2 separate regions of the Homo sapiens genome follow, and region 1 is linked to region 2. Evidence: read pairs that join two places in POLR2A ChIA-PET (ENCODE). Cell type or tissue: GM12878. All regions are shown on one strand. Links, peaks and the distances in the headings refer to the core of each region. The heading gives the core; the rest is flanking DNA. Region 1 has its middle 100 kb from the start of LINC02399. Region 2 overlaps ATP2B1 (ATPase plasma membrane Ca2+ transporting 1).

Evidence for each region. Peaks named below come from ENCODE experiments on the same cell type or tissue, not always from the same donor. Only the 100,000 strongest peaks of a DNase experiment are listed, where the experiment ranks them.
Region 1: POLR2A ChIA-PET joins it to region 2 with 6 read pairs; 3 of 35 experiments call an interaction of 5 or more read pairs at or near these places.

Annotation. Positions count from the first base shown.
Region 1 is chr12:89,844,951-89,849,357 of GRCh38, reverse strand. No RefSeq gene overlaps it. Among named protein-coding and RNA genes, the nearest start is that of LINC02399, 100 kb to the left of the region's middle. In GM12878, for the core only: no CTCF peak of the experiment used is centred there; no DNase peak of the experiment used is centred there.
Region 2 is chr12:89,661,827-89,666,233 of GRCh38, reverse strand. The region is part of intron 1 of ATP2B1 (ATPase plasma membrane Ca2+ transporting 1); the gene reads left to right. Among named protein-coding and RNA genes, the nearest start is that of ATP2B1, 45 kb to the left of the region's middle. In GM12878, for the core only: no CTCF peak of the experiment used is centred there; a DNase peak (open chromatin) is centred at 2,483; H3K4me3 peaks cover 562 bases; H3K27ac peaks cover 1,811 bases.

The DNA of each region.
Region 1 (4,407 bases), core at 283-4,282, 180 kb before region 2:
CGGTCTTTTTATTTTAATTATCTTATTGATTGATGATTGATTGAGTGATTTTTAATTGACAAAAATTGTGTAAATTTATGGGGTGTCGCGTGATGTTTTGATATATGCATACATTGTGTAATGATTACATCAAGCTATTCACATATCCATCACCTCACATCCTTACCTTTTTTCTTGCAGTGAGAACATTTAAAATCTGCTCTCTTAGCAATGTTCAAGTACACAGTACATTTTCAACTACAGCCACCATGCTCTACAATATATTTTCAGAATTTATTCCTCCTGCCAAACTGAACCTTTGCTCCCAGTCTTCACAGCCGTCTGCTCTAGTTTTGAGTTCTCACTGCTGCTGGGGTGCCTGCTGTCCCCCACCCGCAGCTTGTCTCCCGCCTGTGCCCTACCTCTGGCTGCAAGGACTCGGACTCGTCACTCCTCTCCCCACGCCTCCCTTATCAGCCATTTACTCAGCGCTCTCTTCACTCACACTCACTTCATCGGCAGACTACTTTGTAACTGTTCTAAAGCCCATTTTAGATTTATGGATCATGTGTGTCCTCAGCCAGAAAGCAAGGACTGTGAGGATGGATTTCAATATTTCATATAATGAGGGCATTAACTTCATGAACAATGAATTCAGGAAACATAGATTGTGCAGTGCCTGGCACAAGTAAGTATCCATATATTACAATTTTCATACTAATATTAACAAGTCTTATTTTTAGTGCTTGTCTTCATAGAACTATGTTCAAGGCACAATGGGCCTTGGATACTTGTTTTAAAGGTATTGGAGTCTCACAACTCTGGTACCATGTGCAAGGTTAAAACAAGAGGCCAGAGAAGGCTCGTTCACTTTAGAGCAGTGATTCTCAATGGGGACAAATGTCCAGAAACTTTTCTGGTTGTCACAATGTAGGAGATGAAAATATTATTGGCATCTAGTGGATAAAGGCTGGGGAAGTTACTATACACCCTAAAATGAGCAACAGAGCACCTCCCCACCAACAACAGATAACGATCCATCCCAAAATGTCAATAGTGACGAGGTTAAGAAACCCTGGTTCAGAAAAAACAAAGCTATTCTAAAGTCAAATTGCTAGCTAGCATTTCCCGATGTTTTTAGGGGTTGTTCATTGTCCAATGTGCAGTATATAGATTTTATTTTAAGATGAGAATGCCACCATTCTCAATCACAGCCTTTCAGTCATTTTAACTAAATACAGTGTGCTGCAACCTGTTTATTCTCCACTTTCAAAATGGTTATATCAACTTTTAAAATGATTTTTTAACTTTTCCATGCGTGTATGCAATATAAATTAGTTTCTAAATTGTTAAGTGAAATCTTTGAATTGGAAGAGATCTTAAGGATTATTTGGCCTAACCCTCTTATTTTATATGTGAAGAAACTGAGGCCCAACGTGGTCAGGAGACTTCTTAGTAGAAGAGGCAGGACTGGATCCTAAGTGTCCTGATCGACATCCCAGGACTTATCCAGTATCACATGATGCAACCACTATTTAAGTGAAGGGGATAGATTCTTCTTTGGGAGATTATTTCTTTCTATTGACGTATTTTAGCCTTTCTGGATTAACTGTGCTCCATAACTAGGTTCACCAATCATACATTAGAAAATAATTGCTACAGTCATATAGGATGAAATATTTGTCCCCTGAGGAGACAAGATCCAGTACAAAAATTCCTTTTGGAAGTGAAAATTCTAAAGCCATCTGGCATTTTTTGCTTCTAAGCTCATTTAGGTAATACATTTCAGAATACTTTCATGATTGCTTCAAAGAATCATGTTTTAGTCTTTATCTTCTTTGTTAGATATTAGTTAACTTTTTTGATAAATAGATTGTTATTATAAACATTTAAATAAGGAATCACAGTGAAAATCTTTGAAGAACAATCTTAGTATTTTTGTCCCGTGCAATAACTTTGGTTTTCAGTTCATTGACAAGGGAATTACTGGACTGGGGAAGCTAATTAACTTTTTTATAATCATGTAGCACATCTGTGGTAAAGAAAAGATTAGAGTACTCAGTTTTTTTGGTTTGTTTTGGTTTGATTTTTGTTTTATTTTACAAAAAAAAAAAATTTCCTCAAAATCACAAAGTAGTTGGAATTCCCAGTTTGTTGTTCAGGCTACAGTGTGTCTGAGTGGGGATTCGCTTCTGAGTTCTATGACAAATGTGAAAAAAAAAATAATAATAAAAATTGATTTCATTATTTCTTAATACTATTGAGCTCAGTTTGTTGAAATATTTATAATATGAGGGTTACAGATCAATTTGCACTTTTACCTCTCACCATTCAACTTTGAATTTGTGCCATTTACCCCAAAGAAGGTTCAGTGGAAATGCATGAAGCTATCTTCTTGAATCGAACACTTCAACTCAAGGAATAATTCAAAACAATGCTCCACTGATCAAGAAAAATGTCACTAGTTCCTATTTTGATTAAAAATAAGGAACAGAAAGGAGTTTGGACAGACTAGAGCTTCTTGCAATGATTTTCTTGGGATTTATAACAGAAGGAGGAAGTTACTTTCCAGAAGTTGTGTTTGAAGTAGAAAGAAATGTGTTGCTGGCACACAAATACCAGATAGGCTGACAGCACTATTAGAGGTAGGAATAATGTGCAGAATAAATAGCCACTAAATGTAGTGACAACTTTGAGTGACAGATAAAGAATAAAAATGACAATTTCCCTGATAACATGTCAGGGAAAAAATGTCTCTTTCTTTCAGCAGAAAAAGATATATATGGTTGCAAATTCAAGCGGCCTCCCATCTGGTGAACTTCTTATACCCTTGCAGAGCTATAATTTTGGCCCAAAATGGAACAATCCCTTTGTAGAAATTGTTACCTCTTCACTTCATTGAAGGTTTGCAACAGTTTATTCAGACTGTTTCTGTCCAGTTTTAACCATGTGTTTTATACTAACATTGTCCTGTCTACTGCATAATAAAATCCAAGAATAGGTCAGGCATTCTGTTTTCTATAGGCCAAAGGCCATCGTAAGTTCAGATGTACTACTCAAAACAAATTAGCATGAGTTTTTGTACCAAAAATATGTAGCATTTTAGAAGTTATCTCTTTATACAATAAAAAGATAATAAACTTTTTTATCAATTTAACTTTGTCAAAAAATAACTCGAGACAATGTGGGGAGAAAAAAACTTTAAGATTATATAATACATGTCTGTATCAACAAAATCTTGGCTTTGCTAACAAAATGAACACAAATGAATATTACTTAAACTTCCCAGAAATGAAAACATTTAAATTTAAATAAGATTCAGATGATTCCATATTATTCAAACTTTCCAAAATTTCTAGAGTGGATCAAAGAGCAGAAAAGAAAATAATGAGCCTCTACCTCTGGCTATTATGTATGCAGGTTCACTGGGTAATGGAAATTCCGTGGTGACAGCCTTTCATCATGAAGATGAATCTTTCTGGAGAGACATTTTCATAAAGGTTCATCTGCACTTAGGACAGAAATAATAATTAGACAATATGATCTAAAGGAATCACTTCTAATTATCCTACATCATCTTGAAAAACTTATATCTAGTATCAGACCAATCATTTTGTTTCAGCTAAGGAGAATGATGCCTGTTTGTATAGCACAAGAATCGCTGAGCCCCAAACAATAAAGAAAGCTGAACCATATTACGGAGTTAATCACTGCAGTTCTGAGAATTCCCTAGCTATATGCAATGCAGTTTGAATAAATAGATCTCAAGGGACCTTTTCTATTTTAAAAAGTAATTGCTTATGACTATGTTAACATGTGCTATTATTGAGAGGATTCTCACTTCTGCCCAGAAATTCCAAGAAATAAGTTGAAACTTGACTTTCACATGCTGTTACAGTCCACCATTTCTACATTGAGGTTTCATATTATGCTTCATGGCAATTGTTGCTTCCACTTAGTGAAATGATCAGAAAGTCACTTTGCCCAAAATTCGGTTTTGATCTTTGCCTAATGTCAAAATTTCTTTTTGAAAAATGATAGATGGACGGAGCTGGAGGTTATTGTCCTTAGCACTAACACAGGAACAAAAAACCAAATATCACATTCTCGCTTATGAGTGGGAGCTAAGTGATAAGAGCTTATGAACACAATGAAGGAAACAACAGACACTGGGGTCTACTTGAGGGTGGAGGGTGGGAGGAGGGAGAGGAGCAGAAAAGATAACTATTGGGTACTGGGCTTAATACCTGGGTGATGAAAAAATCTATACACTAAACCCCCAGGACACATGTTTATCTATGTAACAAACTTTCACACATACCCCCCAAACCTGAAATAAAAGTTTTAAAAAATCAGATAATAGTTAAAAAGGAAAAATGATAAATGATAAAAAAGGATGGTTTTTGTTTTATTTTAATATTCAAGTTA
Region 2 (4,407 bases), core at 316-4,315:
CTTTGCACTTTGGTGAGTTAACCATAAATAAATTCTTGTCTGATATCCTCTTAAAATAGAATTTACCTTATTTTCCAACCAGATTATTTAAATGTTTTGCAGAAGTGAGTATTGATTTACTGAACTGTTCTTTAATAATCACAGCTGGAAATTGCAAAAGATCATCAACTATGAAACTATATAAATAGAACGAGATAAAGAAATGGGAAAGTGCCTTCTTCCCTTAGTTCTCTATTCAGTTGGTGAAGAACTGTAATAAATCTTATTGAAATCTAGAGTTTTTAATTAAGAAAACAGAAAGCTCATGTTAAATTTACAGATAAGAGTTATGCCTCCCTCAATATTGCCAACTTTATTTTTGTGAGCTCTTTTCAGTGACATAATGAGCATCCTGTTTCCTTAAGCATGTAAGTGTAGGTTCTTGTGAATTGACAGGATAGAAGCTCTTAAGAACTGAGTAGGCCGACAGAGCAGCTGGTGTGACATTCAAGTGTTCATGTTGCCTTCTAGCTCCTGAACAGAAGGAAAAACACAGTTTTAATTTAGAAATCTCTTCTTTGACTATAGCTGAAAATTTCAACACCAGTGAGACTGGAAAATGATAGAACATTTGGTTCTCATATTTAACTGGAGATATAGTATGTTCTTATATTTGGTAAACTGCACAGGATTATATAAAATTAACTTTATTTTTTGAGCTTTTCAAAAGCTTATTTTACTAGGAAACTTACTGTAAAGATGAAAGGTTTCTAAAATGCCTAAATAGAACAATAGAATAGGAGAAAACAAAGTAGTTTATTTTCTGGGAGAGCAAAAGAAAGTAGGTACCTAAGATTCTCTGTTAAACTTTTAAAAATTTAATTTTTTTAGGTGTTTAAAGTAATTTAACATATGTTCAGAATGTATCAATATGAGTCTCCACATTTTTTGAATAAAAGAAATTATTTGCAGTGTTTATGTATATTTGTGTATTATAAGGCTTAAATGGAAAAATATTAGTATACTTGGTACTAAAAATCAAAACACACAAAAAAATCAACTCAAGTAATATTTTTAGAAAGTAGTCTGCTTTCAGTTATCCATGCACATCAAGAATAGCATAATAGGCCGGGTGTGGTGGCTCACGCCTGTACTCCCAGCACTTTGGGAGGCCGAGGCGGGCAGATCACGGAGTCAGGAGATCGAGACTATCCTGACCAACATGGTGAAACCCCATCTCTACTAAAAATACAAAAATTAGCTGGATATGGTGGTGCATGCCTGTAATCCCAGCTGAGGCATGAGAATCGCTTGAACCCAGGAGGCGGAGGTTGCAGTGAGCTGAGTGCACTGCACTCCAGCCTGGCAACAGAGCGAGACACTGTCTCAAAAAAAAAAAAAAAGAATAGCATAATAAAGAACCATAAGTAATTTGCTTATATTTGTTTGAGGAAACTTTTGGATCAAGGTGACAATCCAGCAGTTTGTTCCCTAGTCAAGGTTGAGGCTACACTTTCTGTCAGTAGTGGCTCTCCAGACCAGTAGCATTGGCATCACTGTTATCTGAGAAGTTGTTAGACAGTCTCATGAAGTGTTCGATCAACTGAGTGAGGCTCAGGAATCTGTGTTTTCACAGGTGATTGAGGTGATTCTGATGCATGCTGAAGTTTAAGAACCACTAATCTGTAGTGTGTTAACTTTTAAGTTTGTTCTGGTTTTGGTAAATTCAGAGGGATTGTTTTTGGTTTTGTAAGTATAACCTTGCAAAATTAGACCAACCTCCCAAGAGACAGCTATCATAAATGTTTGGGATAAGATGATACCAACTGACTTGACCGTAGACCAAAAATTTCTATAGTTCAAGATACCTGTGTTTGAGATCATTCACATTAAAATTTTATCATATACTCTGCTTAATTAAGTACTTTGTTGGCATGAATGAATAATCTGTACTGAAAATGACAGCTATCAAAAGCCAAAATAGTTATCTAACAGCCCCAGGGAGGGAGGTGAGTCACCTATTCTGCTTTGGGCTGGCATATTTCTTTATAGACTAAAGGGTGTGGGAAACAGGAGCTGTGCTTGGGCCTTTAGGATAAGAAAACCTGGGTGGTTTTTTCTTTTTTACACTTTCACTGAGCCAGACTGTTACATTGTGGTTTCATCATTTTAATTGAATTGTGGAATTCTGAAATATGAGAGAAACAAAATAAATAGGCCCTGTAAATGCACATGCAAATAAATTTTTATTATTATCAATAAACGAATCTCGTTTACTCTGACTAAAAACAGATGAAAGCAATTATAAAGGCTGCTGTGCCATCCAGCCCCTCCCTACTGACTGCTTTGACTTCTTCGAAAAAAAGGACAGTGGAAAGTGAAAACAAGCAGCTAGAGATGACAGTGTAGTGAGAATAAGAGTCAGACATCAGAGAAATGAAGGCAGAAGAACATTTCAATAGGGAGTGGTTAACAGTAGCAAAGGTTGCTAGTAGGTTAGATTAGGGCTAAATGTGTCCATTAGATTTAAGAACAGGATCAATGGTCACCTGGAAGAGTAGTTTCAACGCAGCATAAAAGAGGAAGCTAGATTGTCATGGGTTGATTTATGAGTGGGAGATAGTGTAGAAACAGCAAATTTTGGAGCAGATGTTAGTTAGATGTGGAGTTAAGTGTTTTTTTTACCAAATGGTATTTACTGGGTAAGATTGTATTCATTATTATTTAGACCTTGCCAACTTTATTACCATGTTGATTTGGCAGATTTTTATTTAGCATGGGTAACCCTAACAAATTATTTTTCAAATAAATGTATTGTTTCTTTCAGGCTGTATGAAATATTATAATTCAGTATTATTTCTTTGCATACCCTCAAGAATCTAAGACCCTGGTTAAAAAACTTTGCCATGTAGCAGGCGTGTAATTCCTTTTAAAATCTGAAATATCCTTTAACTTATTCTGTTGTCTAAAAGGATTTAAAGGAAAGCTATAATATATCTGGCATACCAAGATGGTTTGAAAACTCCTTGAAAGCTGTGACTTTCTCTTAACTCATCTAACACCTAACATATTCTTTTAAACAGTGTTAGGAAGTTTTGTTTAGCTCTGCTATTTAAATTGTGGTTGCTTCCATTGTAAAATCTGTTTTTCAAATTTATTTTAGCTTATGGTTCAAGAGTACCTACTATGTTCCAGACAGTGCTGGGGTTAAAAATGAATGGCACAGATTCTCCCATGAGTTACAGTTCACTGGGAAGGACAGAGAGGTAAACAAATCATTGCAGCTGTGTGATAAAGGCTATAATAGAAGAACAAATTAATGCCTTCCTTATTCTAATCTAGTTGTTTCCCACCCTGAGAGATTTGCTAAAGTGTTCATGCCAAGTTTATAACTGACAGCAGCTGTAACTTGCCCTTTAAAGTACTGTACTTAGTCTCTGCCTCTGGAAGAGTCTACTAGATAAGTAAGTTACTTAGGGGAGTAGGACTAATTTTAGTCAACACAGACACAGGGATGGTATTTAGGAATCCTTTGAGACTAATAAATCAGGCATTTTAGATAATGCTTATTTTCTGCTTTATCAGCTCTATAAAACTAAAATCCTTTGGTGAATTTACTCTTGTTTATATGTTATTCTTTACTCATCTAATATAAATTACTTTTCTAAACAAGCAGTATAGGTTTAATGATCTTTTATGTGAGTGTGTATGTTTTCTTTAAGCCCCTTAAGAAGTGAAAAATGTGACTTGAGTAAATTTAAATTTGAGTCATTCCTTGATTTCTTTAAAGCATTTTAATGAAATAATTTGAATGTACCAAAACTTTGTAGAATAAACTCTTTACCATTCTTAATCTTGTAGTATCTGTTTGATATGTATAATAATAGACCATCTGCTCTTTTCACTATGAGAGTGAGATATTACATGCAAGCACTTATATTTAAGTTTACAGTAAATTATCATGGTTGAAGGACTTCAGATTTTTAGGGTGTGAATCGGGTAAAAGGTTATTGTCTTTCTGCAGAAAGTGACTATGTAAGAAGGTTGAAAGATCATAGTCTTTTTGGAAGACTGAGTAATAATAAAACTCCAGTCTCGTGTTAAAAAAAAAAAAAAAGAAAGAAAGATCATAGTCTCTCTTGATAAGATATGGAGATCAAAGATGGATAAAGCATGGTTTGTTGCCTTTAAATAACTTTTCAGTGTAATGGGCCATAAATTTAGGCTCAATTATGTGGTATACTATCCAAACCTTCTATAGGACATTTGCAGTGCTAAGTTTCAGCTTGTCCACACTGATTGAGAATCACTGCTGATATCTAAGAGGACTGGGTGGGGTAGGGCTGGATTTTTAAACTCACGAGGTAGCTGTCACTGTCAATAAAATGCCAATAGCAACCACAGTGAGAAACAGCTATGTAGGCTAGC